Regions from separate parts of the Homo sapiens genome. Here region 2 is linked to region 1. A link is a loop called in an ENCODE intact Hi-C map of the cell type or tissue named here. Cell type or tissue: Caco-2. All regions are shown on one strand. Links, peaks and the distances in the headings refer to the core of each region. The heading gives the core; the rest is flanking DNA.

The links. Hi-C counts contacts between places; a loop is a spot of excess contacts. Peaks named below come from ENCODE experiments on the same cell type or tissue, not always from the same donor. Only the 100,000 strongest peaks of a DNase experiment are listed, where the experiment ranks them.
Region 2: it touches region 1 in a loop (10-fold over the local background); 4 of 110 quality-filtered maps call a loop at or near these places.

What each region holds. Positions count from the first base shown.
Region 1 is chr4:54,139,695-54,148,033 of GRCh38, reverse strand. It overlaps the pseudogene LOC124900925. Among named protein-coding and RNA genes, the nearest start is that of GSX2, 44 kb to the right of the region's middle. RefSeq lists a silencer at 5,924-6,142. In Caco-2, for the core only: no CTCF peak of the experiment used is centred there; DNase peaks (open chromatin) are centred at 2,999 and 3,293.
Region 2 is chr4:54,046,414-54,054,752 of GRCh38, reverse strand. CHIC2 (cysteine rich hydrophobic domain 2) reads left to right here. Exons shown (of 6, transcript NM_012110.4): 2 at 5,448-5,502; 3 at 5,643-5,798. Among named protein-coding and RNA genes, the nearest start is that of CHIC2, 14 kb to the left of the region's middle. In Caco-2, for the core only: no CTCF peak of the experiment used is centred there; no DNase peak of the experiment used is centred there.

The sequences.
Region 1 (8,339 bases), core at 79-8,078:
CCCAGCTAATTTTTTGAATTTTTAGTAGAAACGGGGTTTCACCATGTTAGCCAGGCTGGTCTCAAATTCCTGACCTCAGGTGTTCTGCCCTCCTTGGCCTCCCAAATTGCTGGGATTACAGGCGTGAGCCACTGCGCCCAGCTTATTTTGAAGAGGAACTACTCAGACTGTGTTCTCTCCCTTTTACTCTCCCCAAGGAAGCGAAGAAAATTATCAATAGAAAATGGCAGGCCGAGCATAGTGGCTCATACCTGTAATTCCAGCACTTTAAGAGACTGAGGCAGGTGGAATACTTAAGGTTAGAAGTTCAAGACCACCCTGGCCAACAGAGCGGTTTTCATTTAAAAAAAAAAAAAAAGCAAGTTTATTAAGGTAAATGAATAAAACAATGGCTACTCCATAGGCAGAGCAGCTGAAACCCTGTCTCTACTAAAATACAAAAATTAGCCAAGCGTGGTGGCACATGACTATAGTCCCAGCTACTCAGGAGGCTATGGCAGGAGAATCGCTTGAACCCGGGAGGCAGAGGTTGCAGTGAGCTGAGATCGCACCACTGCACTCCAGACTGGGCAACAGAGTGAGACTCTGTCTCAAAAAAAAAAATCAATAAGTAAAATCTTAAAGTAGCAAATGACAGTTGCAGCCAAGTAATTCCAAAAGCCAGCTTCACTCGGAGAACCCTGTGCTTCCTCTTATTTCCAGCGATCCACATATTTAGAGAAACTTTTCCAGTAATAAACCATAGAAATTATACCTGGAAGTAGAGTCTTCAACTTGGATTTTTAGGTGACCCTAACAAAAGGGGGAAATTTCCCAAAACATATCCGAAATGGACTTTCTCACTGCTTTGGCTAGTCGAGGTTAAGAATCAGAGGTAATTTTAGAACATATAGATGAGGTGACAACTCATACACCCAAGTATGTAGAGCAACTCATATCTACCCCACTGCATTTGGAGGGAAAGTGTTTCCCTGGTGAACTTGTGAGTATAAATAGATGGAAGAAGATGTACTCAAAACAGCAAACTTCTAATTATACAAAATGTTATATTTTCTGCTTAGTGAAGCCACATCCATGTAGATTATGATGCTCTAATCATTACACCTGTCAACACAATGAAATAGCTCAAATCTCTGAAAAACTTTGCTTCACTCTTAATGATGTCAAAAATTACAACTCAAATTAAATCTTCATGTCTCTAATGAAACCTCAACTCTGCAAATTTCCTTATTTAAAAATGCTGTTTTAGCCAAAGAAATGTTTCAAAAATTCTGTATTCAGGCCAGGCACGGTGGCTTACGCCTGTAATCCCAGCACTTTGGGAGGCCAAGGTGGGTGGATTGCTTGAGGTCAGGAGTTCGAGACCAGCCTGGCTGACATGGTGAAACCCCGTCTCTACTAAAAATACAAAAAGCCGGATGTGGTGGTGCATGCCTGTAGTCCCAGCTACTCAGGAGACTGAGGCAGGAGAATCACTTGAACGCAGGAGGCGGAGGTTGCAGTGAGCCGAGATTGTGCCACTGCACTCCAGCCTGGGTGACAGAGCGACGCTCCCTCTGAAAAAAGAAAAAAAAATTCTGTATTCACAAATAGCTTGATACTAGCAATCACTTGTTTACATTGTAAATAGGCAGCAGGCTGAAAATTTTTGATGACTTAATTGCAGGTTCACAGCTATGAAGGCAAGCCAAAGGGCTACCTTGCCAGGTCTGTAAAACTGATGTACATAGTATGAGCTGCTTGATCTTTGAGTAATCACAAAAGACAAATCAGGCTGGGCATGGTGGCTCATGCCTGTAATCCCAGTGCTTTGGGAGGCCGAGGCAGGTGGATTACTTAAGGTCAGGCATTGGAGACCAGCCTGGCCAACATGGTGAAATCCCATTTCTATAAAAAAAACAAAAGTTAGCTGGGCATGGTGGTGTGTGCCTGTAGTCCCAGCTACTCAGGAAGCAGAGGCAGGAGAACCGCTTGAACCCGGGAAGTGGAGTTTGCAGTGAGCCGAGATCATGCGACTGCACTCCAGCCTGGGAGACAGAGTGAAACTCTGTCTCAAAAGAAAAAAAAAAAAGGAAAGAAATAAAAGACAAATCAGCAAAAAGAGGAATTCATAAAAAGAGAATAAAGCTTTGCAAAAAAAGAACCTGTCTTTGGATCTTCAGAAGTGACTAAAATATTTTAATAGGTCCCTTTTAGTGCCTCTTTTTGCTTGCCTATGAAATATTGACAGATCTTCCCAACTGGGGGAAAAAAAACCCAAAATTCATTAAACTCACTGTGTCTTATTTGGTTAAATAAAAAGAGGTAGAAAGACTATTATGAGAAAAGAGAAGCAATAGAAACTGTGGAAATTGGAGTTCCAAACATCAATCTTAATTTGATTGAATAGTAGAAAGTATATAAACTATGGAAATTGATGTTCCAAACATCAATCCGCATTCCTGAGCAATTTTCAAATTGGTCACCAGCTCTCCACTCCTCCTGTCATGAGTCACTTATACCTTAAAAAGTATATCCTCTGAGAATTCTGAAAGGTATCCAGACCTTCCATTAGACAACTTCCAATCCATATGTGCCTCAAAGTTGTGTCTTCATTTTCCTCCTGTTCCATTTCCTTCAGATTTCCACCAAGATATGCATGTTGAGCTTTGTTTTGAGACTACATCCAGATGTCACCTACCTCTCCTGTGGCCTTAAAAAGATTCTATAAGCACAGAGAGATCAGCCTGAGACATCTGAAGACCTAAGCCTGCATCCTTCCTGGTTTTTGGATTAAGGGAATGTAAAGATGAGAGGAAAATGAGCAAGGCGAGGTGATAACTCATTTCTAAATAAAACAGGAATATTTTTAAAAATCTGACACTGCTAAAGGCCAAGTCATACAGTAGGATTCCCACCAGGCCAGGCTGTAAATATTGATTCTCCTCTCTGCAACCCCAGTGTTCAGGCTTCAGAGTAACAGTCTTAGTTCCTCCAACCACATTTCTAACCACAAGGTCACTGCACACTTCACCATCCTGGCCATCTTCCTTTAGCACATACAATTGTAAGTTTAAAAATTTTATCTTTTATTTTCAGTCCTCCCACAGCTGTTGGGACTTGGACAAACCTACCTTATAATCAAATATTTGCGGTGTTTTCTAGTTTGAAAAGCACTGTTCAAAAGTTATCTCATTTAATCTTTACAACTGTTGACTTTACAGATAAAGAAAACTGCAGATCAGAAAAGTTAAATAAATGCCCAAGGACACACAACTTGTAAGAAAAGAAGCCAGGGCTAGGCTAGGCCGGCTGCAGTGGCTCACGCCTGTAATCCCAGAACCTTGGGAGGCCAAGACAGGCGGATCATCTGATGTCAGGAGTTCGAGACCAGCCTGGCCAACATGGTGAAACCCCGTCTCTACCAAAAATACAAAAATTAGCTGGGTGTGGTGGTGGGAACCTGTAATCCCAGCTACTCAGGAGGCTGAGGCAGGAGAATCACTTGAACCCAGGAGGTGGAGGTTGCAGTGAGCCAAGATCGTGCACTCCAGCCTAGGCAACAAAAGTGAAACTCCGTCTCAAAAAAGAAAAAAAAAAAAAGAAGCCAGGGCTAAAACCCACCTGTGCCCTTCATCTTCTAGTTCTGGGTTCTTTTCATGCCACCAATTGCACTTCAAAGAAGTGGAAACATTTTGAAGTTTTTGATAAGACTAGTAGCAAGGCTTATTTTCAAATAGTCTATGAATTTTTATAGCTTGTAGAAGGTCTGAGGAAGATATAATTTCATTTGTATCACTTCAGAAGCAATACAAAAAAAAGTATTATCCTATTTCTTTATTTTATATTCTAGGCCTATTAGAGAACAATAAATTAGATAAACTCAAAATCCACTTAGGCCTTCATGTATCCTTTTTTTTTTTTTTTTTTTTGAGACCAAGTCTCACTCTGTCACCCAGGCTGGAGTGCAATGGCATGATCTAGGCTCACTGCAACCTCCTGGTTTCAAGCGATTCTCTCAACTCTGCCTCCGGAGTAGCTGGGACTGCAGGCACGTGCCACCATGCCCAGCTAATTTTTGTATTTTAGTAGAGATGGGGTTTCACAGTGTTGGCCAGGCTGGTCTTGAACTCCTGACCTCAAGTGATGAGCCTGCCTCAGCCTCCCAAAGTGCTGGGATTATAGACGTCAGCCACCACACCCCACCTGCTCTGATATTTATTATTTCTTTTCTTCTGCTAATTTTGAGTTTGGTTTGCTCTTGCTTTTGTAGTTCTTTAACACGTACCATTAGGTTATTTATGATTATTAGATTAGTTTTTCTTCTTTTTAAATGTAGATACCTATAATTATAAAATTCCCTCTTAGTACTGCTTTTGCTGTATTCCATAGGTTTTGGTATGTTCTGTTTCCATTATCATTTGTTTCAACAAATTTTTCAATTTCCCTCTTAATTTCTTCATTGACCCACTGGTCATTCAGAAGCATATTGTTTAATTGCTGTGTATTTTTATAGCTTCCAAATCTCTTGTTTTGTTACATTGTGGTCAGAGAAGATGCCTGATGTTATTTCAATTTTTTTGAATTTTTTAAAGCCTTGTTTTGTGATTTAACATATGGTCTATTCTTGAGAATAATCCATGTGCTGAGGAGAAGAATGTGTATTCTGCAGCCTTCAGATGAAATGCTCTGTAAATATCTATTAGGTCCATTTGTTCTATAGTGCAGTTTAAGCCTGATGTTTCCTTGTTGATTTTCTGTCTAGAAGATCTGTCCATTGGTGAAAGTGGGATGTTAAAATCTCCAGCTATTATTGTACTGAGGGCTGTCTTTTTACCTTAAATAATATTTGCTGCTTCATATATCTGGATGCTCCAGTGTTGGGTGCATATATAATTGTTATATCTTCTTGCTAAACTGACTCCTTGATTATTATATAATGACCTTCTTTGTTTCTGCCGCCTATAGAGACAAAGAAGGTTATTATATAATGATGAAAGAGTCCAGTTTTTTGTTGTTGTTGTCATTTTTTGAGATGAAGTCTCACTCTTTCACCCAGGCTGGAGTGCAGTGGCACAATCTTGGCTCACTGCAATCTCTGCCTCTAGGTTCAAGTGATTCCCCTGCCTCAGCCTCCCGAGTAGCTGGGACTACAGGTGCCCACTACCACACTTGGCTAATTTTTGTATTTTTAGTAGAGACAGGGTTTTCACCATGTTGGCCAGGCTGGTCTCCAACTCCTCATATCAAGCGATCCGTCCGTCTCAGCCCCCCAAAGTGCTGGGATTACAGGCGTGAGCCACTGTGCCTGGCCCATTGTATGTTTTTCAATTTGGGGTTACCATGAGGCTTGCAACTACTGTTTCATAACCCATTGTTTCAAACTGATGACAACTTAACACTGATTGCATAAACAAACAAATAAGCAAAAAGAAAACTAATAAAAACTCTTAACTTCATCCTCCTGCTTTTTAACTTTTTGTTGTTTCTCTTCATGTCTTATTGTACTGTCTGTCATGACAAATTGCTGTAGTTATTATTTTTGATTAGTTCATTGCTTAGTCTTTCTGCTTAAGAGTATTTTGAACACCGTAATTAAAGTGTTATAATATTCTATGTCTTTCTGTGTGCTATTACCAGTGAGTTTTGTAGCTTCACGTGACTTCCTATTGCTCATCAATGTCCTTTTCTTTCAGATGTAAGAACTTTCTTTAGCATTTCTTTTTTTTTTTTTGAGATGGAGTCTCACTCTTTTGCCCAGGCTGGAGTGCAGTAGCATGATCTCAGCTCACTGCAACCTCTGCCTCCCATGTTCAAGCAATTATAGTGCCTCAGCCTCCCAAGTAGTTGGGTCTACAGGCATGCGCCACCACACCCAGCTAATTTTTGTATTTTTAGTAGAGACACCTGACCATGTTGGTCAGGCTGGTCTGGAACTCCTGGCCTCAAGCAATCCACCCGCCTCAGCCTCACAAACTGCTGGGATTACACGCATGAGCCACCACGCTTGGCCTCCTTTAGCATTTCTTATAGGACAGGTCTAGTGTTGATGAAAATCCCTTAGCTTTTGTTTGTCTGGGAAGGTCTTTATTTCCCCTTCATGCTTAAAAGATATATTTTGCTGAATATACTATTCTAGGGTTAAAGTTTTTTTTTTCCCTTCAGCATTTAAAATATGTCATGCTAGTTTCTCCTGGCCTATAAGGTTTCCACTGAAAAGTCTGAGGCCAGATGTATTGGAGCTCTATTATATTTTATTTGTTTCTTTTCTGTTGCTGTTTTTAAGATCCTTTCTTTATCTTTGACCTTTGGGAGTTTGATTATTAAATGCCTTGAGGTTGTCTTTTTTGGATTAAATCTGCCTGATGTTCTATAACTTTCTTGTACTTGAATATTGATATCTTTCTCTGGGTTTGGGAAGTTCTTTGTTATTATCCCTTTCAATAAACTTTCTATCCCCATCTCTTCCTCAACCTCCTCTTTTTGGCCAATAGTGCTTAGATTTGCCCTTTTAAGGCTATTTTCTATATCTTGTAGACATGCTTCATTGTTTTTTACTCTTTCTTTTTGTCTCCTCTGACTGTGGATTTTCAAATAGCCTGTCTTCAAGCTCATTAATTCTTTCTTCTGCTTGATCACGTCTGTTATTAAGAGACCCAGATGCATTCTTCAGCATGGCAGTTGTACTTTTCAGCACTAGAATTTCATTTCTTTTTAATAACTTCAATCTCTTTGTTAAATTTGTCTGATAGAATTCTGAATTCCTGGCCAGGCGCAGTGGCTCACACCTGTAATCGCAGCACTTTGGGAGGCTGATCACTTGAGGTCAGGAGTTCAAGACCAGCCTAGCCAAAATGGCAAAACTCCATGTCTACTAAAAACATAAAAATTAGTTGGGTGTGGTGGCACATACCTGTAATTCCAGCTACTTAGGAGGCTGAGGTGGGAAGATCACTTGAACCCAGGAGGCAGAGGTTGCAGTGAGCCAAGATCGTACCACTACACTCCAGCCTGGGCGTTCATCTCAAGAAAAAAAAAAAAGAATTCTGAATTTCTGTTTTGTGTTTCTTGGATTTCTTTGAGTTTCCTCGACACAGCTACTTTGAATTCTCTGTCTGAAAGGTCACATATCTGTTTCTCCAGGATTGGTCCCTGGTTCCTTATTTATTTTGTTTGGTGAGGTCATTTTCTCCTGGATGGTCTTGATGCTTGTAGATGTTCGTTAATGTCTGGGCATTGAAGAGTTAGGCGCTTATTGTAGTCTTCACAGTCTGGGCTTATTTGTGCCCATCCTCCTTGGAAAGGCTTTCCGGGTATTTTGAAGGAACTTGGGCCCCAAGTCCAATAATATTATGTTTCTTGCAGACTCATAGAGGTGCTGCTCTGGTAGTCTTGGATAAGATCTGGAAGAATTCTCTAGATTACCAGGCAGACACTTTTATTTTTTTCTCTTATTTTTTCACAAGCAGCGTCTCTCCCTGACTCTGTGCTGAGTCTCCTGGAACTGGAGGTGGAGGGACACAAGTACCCTGTAGCCACCACCACCAGGACTGTGCTGGCTGAGACATGAAACCAGCACAGCACTGGGCCCCACCCAAGGCCTGCTGTAACTACTATCTGGCTACCACCTAAGTTCACTCTAGGACCTAGGGCTTTATGATCAGCATATGGCAAAGCCAGTCTGATTTATGTCCCTCCATTCAGGGCAGTGAGTTCCTCCAGACCTAGGTTGGTCCAGAGATGTTGTCTGAGAGCCAGGGATTTAAGTCAAATACCTTAGAAATTTACCGGGTATTCTACTCTACTGCAGCAAAGCTGGCACTCAAACCATAAGACAAAGTCCTTCCCACTTTTCTCTCCCTGTGGCCACCACCATAAGCACCCCACGAGGGGTTCTGCCAGGCTACCGCTGATGTTCACTTAAAGCCCAAGGGCCCTTTTGTCAGCTTGTGATGAGTGCTGCCAGACCTGACACTCACTCTTCAGAGTAGTGGGCTTCCTTCTGGTCCATGGCAGGTCCAGAAATGCTAACCAAGAGCCTAGGCTTGGACGTGGGGACCTGAAGAGTCTGCTTATTGCTCCACCCCACTGTGGCTGAGCTGGTACCTGAAGTGCAAGACGGAGTCCCCTTTACTTTCCCCCCTGTTTTTCTCAAACAGAAAGATCTTTCGCTGTAGCCACCACAGCTGGGAATGTGCTGGGTCACACTTGAAGCCAGCATGTCTCAGAGCCCAAGGCCCATAGTGTATTACCTGGGTATTGCTGGTGGTTATTCAGGGCCTAGGGGCTCTTTTGTCAGCAGGAGATGAATCCTGCCAGGTCTCCACTGTGAGACGGCAGCACTAAGTTCAATGTAAAGT
Region 2 (8,339 bases), core at 229-8,228, 93 kb after region 1:
TATCTAAGTTAGGCAGGACTGTTTGGCCTTGCCATTCCATGTGCTGCTACCCAGCCCAGGGATTAGCTGTTCTTAAAGCAGATGCCCACTTGTGATCTAATTAGCCAAAGTATAGGGAGTTCCTAGTTAGGCATGCGGAGTAACAGACTACTCTCTCTAGTATACATGGTTTTGAGCTGTGTAGCATCTTTTCAGATTGTTGTATTATAATTAATTTAATTATAAGATATTTCTGTTTTAAAAATTTCACTGTTAAAAATATCACTGTAACTCAGAAGAAAAGAAACATTGAACATATATTTTTGATTAAGGGCAAAACAAGTTGAAGCAGTGGATTCTTGCATTTCTGCATTTAAAAAGCAAAATTCGTTATGAGTTCAAAACATGTCTTAATTTAAAATGATAGCTCAGTAGTGAATGCCAAGAGACATTGTTAATATGAGGAGATACAAGGAACATAGAAGAAGTTAAAACTGAAGTAAGAAGGACAGAGGATTAGATGGACTTGAACTATGGAAAACATTGAAATGCATTCAAGAAAACTATTGATTAGTGAACCTAAATTTCCTTGTTTACTTATCTTAAAATACCTAGTTAATACCAAATAAAATATTCAAATAAGAAAACAAAATTAGGGTGGTATTGTACATTATAAAATATTTGTCTGCCGGGTGTAGTGGCTCACGCCTGTAATCCCAATACTTTGGGAGGCCAAGGTGGGCGGATCACTTGTCAGGTGTTTGTGACCAGCCTGGCCAACATGGTGAAACCCCGTCTCTACTAAAAATACAAAAATTAGCCCAGCATGGTGGCGAGCACCTGTAATCCCAGGTACTTGGGAAGCTGAGGCACGAGAATCGCTTGAACCCGGGAGGCAGAGGTTACAGTGAGATGAGACCACGCCACCGCACTCCAGCCTGAACAACAAAGCGAGACTCTGTCTCAAAAAAATAAAATAAAATACTCGTCAATTATTTAGTTAGCAGGAACTATACATTTCTGAAAAATAGCTCTTATTTAAAAAAAAACAAATGACACAAAATGTCTTTAATACCCCCTCCCTAAAATAACACTGCAGAATACTTGATTATTCATTAACATATCTGTGCCACTGCAGCTATTTTCTCTTGATACATTTCTGGAAGTAGAATTACTGGGTCAAAGGGTAGGAATTTTTTTTTTTTTTTTTTTTTTTTGAGACTGAGTCTCACTGTTGTCAGCCCGGGCTGGAGTGCAGTGACGCAATCTTGGCTCACTGCAACCTCCGCCTCCGGGTTCCAGCAATTCTCCTACCTCAGCCTCCTGAGTAGCTGAGATTACAGGTGCCCACCACCACATCCAGCTATTTTTGCATTTTTAGTAGTGATGGGGTTTCACCATGTTGGCCAGGTTGGTCTCGAACTCCTGACCTCAGGTGATCCACCTGCCTTGGCCTCCCAAAGTGCTGGGATCACAGGTGTGAGCCACCACACCCAGCCAGGGTAGGAATATTTTTTAAGACCCGTTTTACATACTACCAGATGGCACTCCTGAAAATTCTATCAACTTGCAAGATTTTTGTTCTTTTCAGTTAATATCATGGTATATTGAATTTTCTTCTTCAACATTTTCCTCCATTGAGAAAGATGGTAAAAATACTGAAGATACATAAATAAATCTAAAAATGAAAGGGAGGGAAGGTAAATAAGTTTATGTTCAATGGTATTTCTGTGTTTTTAGTTTGCAAATTTCATTTTTAATGGTTGTTTAATATTCTGTTATATTGAGATAAGATAATTTTCTTAACCATTCCTAAAATGTTGTAAATAGATACATATTTATATTTGTGAATAAAGATTCAATGAACTTGTTTATGCATAAATTTAATCCACATTTCAAGTTATTTTTTAGGTAATATTACATTTCTAAAGAGAAAACAGTATGACAAAGGTATAAATATTTTCAATGCCAAATTAATCTGAAATGGTTGTAACAATTTATAGTTCCATTGACAGTGTGTGATATTTTTCCATCTTGACCTTCTTGCCAACATAAAATATTTTTTAAAATTTAATTAGTCTTGTAGATAACTGAATTAAGATGCCACCTACTTTAAATCATATTTTTAAAAATTATCCAAGTGTTACTTCTGGCTTTTTGGATTAGTAGAATGTTTGGTTATTAGAGTCTGAAGGGGGTTCAGCTTCCTACTCAATGCAGGAATCATTGCTCTTCTTTCAAGTACATCAAATTATTATTTTATGGGATGAAACTTGGCCTTTCTAATACTGTGCTGAACCAGTTGTACTTTGTCTTAGAATAAAGGAAATTATTTTTACCATATATAAAAAGTTTTATGTAAACTTGTAGGTACATTTATAATGCTGTCAATTGAAAACAAAACATAGATGCCATTTTCATTCTAACAGTCTCTGCCTCCTGCTGAACTTAAAAAAGAAGCCAGAACTAAGGTATTGTCAAAATTAAGTGGTTTATGTCAAAAATAAATCATTAGAGGTGATATTTTACAGTTATATTATCAAACAAGAAGTGTGACTTTTCCTATCCATTTAATAAAATAAGACCGTCTTGCTAAAATTCTACCTGCTACTATTGTTTTGGTTGGTCTAGATTTGGATTAAAAAAAAAGGTTTTGGCAGGGATGAAAAACATAGCAAAGGAGATATTTGCTGTGGCCTGTGCCAAATAAGAAATTCTGACATTCAAGCTCTTTGCCAGGAGAAAGCATGCTATATGAAAGAAGACTTGCTGAAAAGAGTTGTTTTCAACTACTCTGATGAGAACAGTCTTATTAGTAAAGAAGTGTGTAGGAAAGCCTGGATTGTGGTAGTTTGAATAATGAATGGGAGGTAACGTAAAGATAGTTAATGTAAAGGAGTCTTTCAAAACATTAGTTGAGGAAGGAAAGAAATAGATGCCATCAGACATTGAGAGAGAAGAAGAAATAAGGATTCACATCCTCAGGTGGATAGACTAATTCAGGTTTGTAGGCTATGTTTAAGGAGCCTGAAGCGAGGTAGAAATACAGTGAATTGCAGAGGAGACTGGAGGAGATGCACTCAGAAGTAAATGGTTAGTTTTTGGAAGCTTTCCTCCATTGAGAGATGGTAAAAATACTGAAGATATATAAGTAAATCCAAAAATAAAAGGGAGGGAAGGTAAAGCAGTTTATATTCCATGACATTTTTTTCTCTCAGAGTTGACAACTGTGGTTATTTGCAAAAAAATGTTGGTTGTGAGGATAAAGTGGAGTACCTAAAGACAGGCACAACAACTACGGAGCATGGAAAAGAGAACTTACTGGGGATGAATAAAGATTGTTACAATAATACTCATGAGATTAGAAATAAGATATGTATGTTATATATATATTTATTATTGGTGATACATTTATAAATGTGATTTTTCTCCAGTAGCTCCAGGCAGTGTGAAGAAGGTAAACAATTTAATTGAACCTGGGTTGGCAAGGGACACTGTAGAGATGATTAAAGGTGTTTGTTGGAGTATGTTCAAAATGATTGACTATGTAGTTCTGGCAAATAAGGAAGGAAATGGAGTCATAGGGAGCTATGGAGGGGTGGGAAGCAATATATTACAACCAGAGGCCAAAAAACAAATTTAGTAAGGATGGGAGAAATGAAATGATTGATGGCAGTGGTAAGAGAAGAATTTTACAGTTCAGAATTTCAGAGGTGATACAGTCCCAAGTGATGACAATATGCAGAATATATCACAGTGAGTAGGTTGCTGAATTAGATGGAGGTGCAGGAGGTAAAGTTCTTTAGAATAGATAAGGTCAGGAGTGAACTGTAGTTGAGGATTTCTAAGGAAAGAGTGGCATTTCAACAGGGTTTTTGGTTAAAGTGAAGATATATACAAGTATGTGGTGCTTAACTATGGGGACTACTCTGATAAATGGGTCAGTAGGCAATTTCATCATTGTGCAGACATCACAGAGTGTGTGTATACAAACTTAAAATGGTGTAGCCTACTACACATCTAGGCTATATGGTATAGCCCATAGCCCTTAGGCTACAAACCTGTACAGTATGTTACTGTACTGTGTATTGTAGGCAGTTATAACACAGTGGTAAGTTTTTGTGTATCTAAACATAGAAAAGGTACAGTAAAAATACAGTATTAAAATCTTGTGGGACCACCTTCTAGTATGTCCTGACTGAAACGTTGTTATGTGGCACATGACTGTATGTATTTAAGGTTTGTTTTGTTTTTTAAGATAAGATATAAGGAGGTATCCTGATAGCTGCAGATCAACAGATTGAGGGTTTCAAGGTCTATCAGGAAAGATAAACTTGAATATGATGATCATGAGAAAGCAGGATAACAGATTGGAGTGGTTTGCAGAGTTATGACTATAGACTGGAGGAATGTAGAGATAGTGAAATGGATGTATGTGGGATATGAGTAAAACAAGCCTGTTTCAAGATTCCATTTAGATTTAGGTGTAAAGTTGGAGTCCCCCCTTCAAAACTTTACAGTGTATTACATGAACTTTCAAAATTATCTCAAATTATATAAAAGTAAAATTGGTCTCGTGTGTGATTTCTTAAGGAAACAAAGGAAGCTGTAAAAGCCATAAAAGCCTGCACTGAAGTGTTGCATGGAATGTGCTCAGTAGTTGTGATTTGAATGAATTCTCTGTTCTCCAAGTACTGGTAGACTTCTGATAGATAAAAGCAAGATAGGTTGTTTTTATTATGTCTTTTATCTTCTTGTTATATTTACCATTCTTTGAAAATAGTTTAAATCTTTTATCAATTCTAAAGCCATGGAATATTTTAACCATGATTCAAGAAAAGGTCTTTTAGGTAATAGGAATAGATATAGGTATAGTACACGTCTACATTTTCTTTCATACCATCTAATGCACTGACAAATAGGTGTTCAATGGAACCTAAGACGGTTCTTGGTAGCACTTTGTCCATTCCTACTTTTTTATTTTTTCTCTCCCTTTTTCCTTATTCTTCCCCTCCTCACTCTTTTTCCTGCATTTTTCCTTCTCATCTTATTGCTTGTGTAGGACACCTGCTAAAATTCACAGGTATTGTTTGTTTCCACCAATAACATTAAAAGCTGGAAAAAATCGCTATCCCACCCATTAAAATAATATGCTTTGTAGTTACTTTTTAAGATATAAAGTTGGTAGCTCAAATTAAATGAACCATTTATATTTTTGTTTACATACTGCTGGTTAATTAACATTCAGCCCCTTATCATTATGCAAAAGTTTCCATTTAACTGCTAAAATAATTGTTACATTTCATAAATTGCTTGTTACAGTTATTTTATCTCAAACTTCCATTTTATGTCTAAAACTTCCTCCATATGTGAAAATGCTTTCTATTGACTTGACCTTTAAATTAAATGGTCTACATTTTTGGCAACAATAACATGTAATAACATATTCTTCTTATTTTTTAAAATAGATTTGGACTGAGCAACAAATTTGAATCTGAATTCCCTTCTTCATTAACTGGAAAAGTGAGTGTCTCATTTATGTACTATTTGTATGCCTCAAAATGAAAGTTTTTTTCTGAGAAAATTAGAAAAAAGTATGCTCATCAGTCATGTTTTTTGACATTAATATTGCATTGTTATTATTTCTTAAAATTTTTCTTTAGGTAGCTCCTGAAGAATTTAAAGCCAGCATCAACAGAGTTAACAGTTGTCTTAAGAAGAACCTTCCTGTTAATGTACGTTGGCTACTTTGTGGCTGCCTTTGTTGCTGCTGCACATTAGGTTGCAGTATGTGGCCAGTTATTTGCCTCAGTAAAAGAGTAAGTTGAATTATATATTTTAATTTAAATTTAGAAGTGGACAAGCAAGTCTTGCATTTATCTAGTTTTTATTTTTTGTATTGAATGAATCACACTATCCTGAATAAAATATGAAAATAATCTGATCCAGGAGAGGAGTGAGTCAGTAAAGTTACTATATATCCAAGTGCTGTTATTAAATAGCCATCTAAAAATTATATTTATAATTTTAGAAGCAAGGAGTAGTGTATGGCATTGTCTGTATCTGTACATTGACAGTGGTGTGGTATAGTGATCAAGGATGCTGGCTTCAGCTCTACCACTTTTCTCTGTGACCTTAGGCACGTTTCCTAACCTCTTTAAACCCTACTTGACACAACTGTAAAATGTTCACCTACTACTTGAATATAAAGGTAAAATGAAAATGTTTGGAAAACTCTTAGCTGAATATCTCAAAGGAAGTGGTTAATAAGTATTAATTAATAGTATTCTTACTGACTGTAAGATGGTACCCATACAAGAAATAAAATGGTTACAATGGTTGTTTCTTGTTGGTAAGATTATGGGACATTCTTTTCTGCTTTTTATATTTTACAAGTTTCCTGTAGTGAGCACAAAGTGATTCTGTAATCAGAAAAAATAATTTCAAAGACTCATTATTTTGACTGCTTATAATAAAAAATTCTGGCCAGGCACAGTGGCTCATGCCTGCAATTTTAACACTTTGGGAGGCCAAGGCGGGCGGATCACTTGAGGTCAGAAGTTCAAGACCAGTCTGGCGTACATGGTAAAACCCTGTCTCTACTAAAAATACAAAAAATTAGCCAGGCGTGGTGGCGGGTGCCTGTAATCCCAGTTAGTCAGGAGGCTGAGGCAGGAGAATCGCTTGAACCTGGAGGGCGAAGGTTGCAGTGAGCTGAGATCGTGCCATTGCACTCCAGCCTGGGCAACAATAGTGAAACTCTGTCTCAACAAACAAATAAACAAAATTTTAAGATGTTGGTAGAGATATGACAAATTATTATAGATTGAATGTATTATATTCTTGTTAAAATTTTCAAAAATTGTATTTATATGTATAAAAATGATACTTTAAAAAAATTTTTTTAAATAAATAAATTTTATTTTTTAAAAATGTATTTAAAAAAATAGAGACAGGGTTTCTTTTTTTTAATTATTATACGTTAAATTCTAGGGTACATGTGCACAACGTGCAGGTTAGTTACATATGTATACATGTGCCATGTTGGTGTGCTGCACCCATTAACTCGTCATTTAACATTAGGTATATCTCCTAATGCTATCCCTCCCCCCTCCCCCCACCCCACAACAGTCCCCGGTGTGTGGTGTTCCCCTTCCTGTGTCCATGTGTTCTCATTGTTCAATTCCCACCTATGAGTGAGAATATGCGGTGTTTGGTTTTTTGTCCTTGCGATAGTTTGCTGAGAATGATGGTTTCCAGCTTCATCCATGTCCTTACAAAGGACATGAACTCATCCTTTTTTATGGCTGCATAGTATTCCATGGTGTATATGTGCCACATTTTCTTAATCCAGTCTACCATTGTTGGACATTTGGGTTGGTTCCAAGTCTTTGCTATTGTGAATAGTGCTGCAATAACCATACGTGTGCATGTGTCTTTATAGCAGCATGATTTATAATCCTTTGGGTATATACCCAGTAATGGGATTGCTGGGTCAAATGGTATTTCAAGTTCTAGATCCCTGAGGAATCGCCACACTGACTTCCACAATGGTTGAACTGGTTTATAGTCCCACCAACAGTGTAAAAGTGTTCCTATTTCTCCACATCCTCTCCAGCACCTGTTGTTTCCTGACTTTTTAATGATCGCCATTCTAACTGGTGTGAGATGGTATCTCTTTGTGGTTTTGATTTGCATTTCTCTGATGGCCAGTGATGATGAGCATTTTTTCATGTGTTTTTTGGCTGCATAAATGTCTTCTTTTGAGAAGTGTCTGTTCATATCCTTTGCCCACTTTTTGATGGGGTTGTTTGCTTTTTCTTGTAAATGTGTTTGAGTTCATTGTAGATTCTGGATATTAGCCCTTTGTCAGATGAGCAGGTTGCAAAAATTTTCTCCCATTCTGTAGGTTGCCTGTTCACTCTGATGGTAGTTTCTTTTGCTGTGCAGAAGCTCTTTAGTTTAATTAGATCCCATTTGTCAGTTTTGACTTTTGTTGCCATTGCTTTTGGTGTTTTAGACATGAAGTCCTTGCCCATGCCTATGTCCTGAATGGTAATGCCTAGGTTTTCTTCTAGGGTTTTTATGGTTTTAGGTCTAACATGTAAGTCTTTAATCCATCTTGAATCAATTTTTGTATAAGGTGTAAGGAAGGGATCCAGTTTCAGCTTTGTACATATGGCTAGCCAGTTTTCCCAGCACCCTTTATTAAATAGGGAATCCTTTCCCCATTTCTTGTTTTTGTCAGGTTTGTCAAAGATCAGATAGTTGTAGATATGTGGCATTTTTTCTGAGGGCTCTGTTCTGTTCCATTGGTCTATATCTGTTTTGGTACCAGTACCATGCTGTTTTGGTTACTG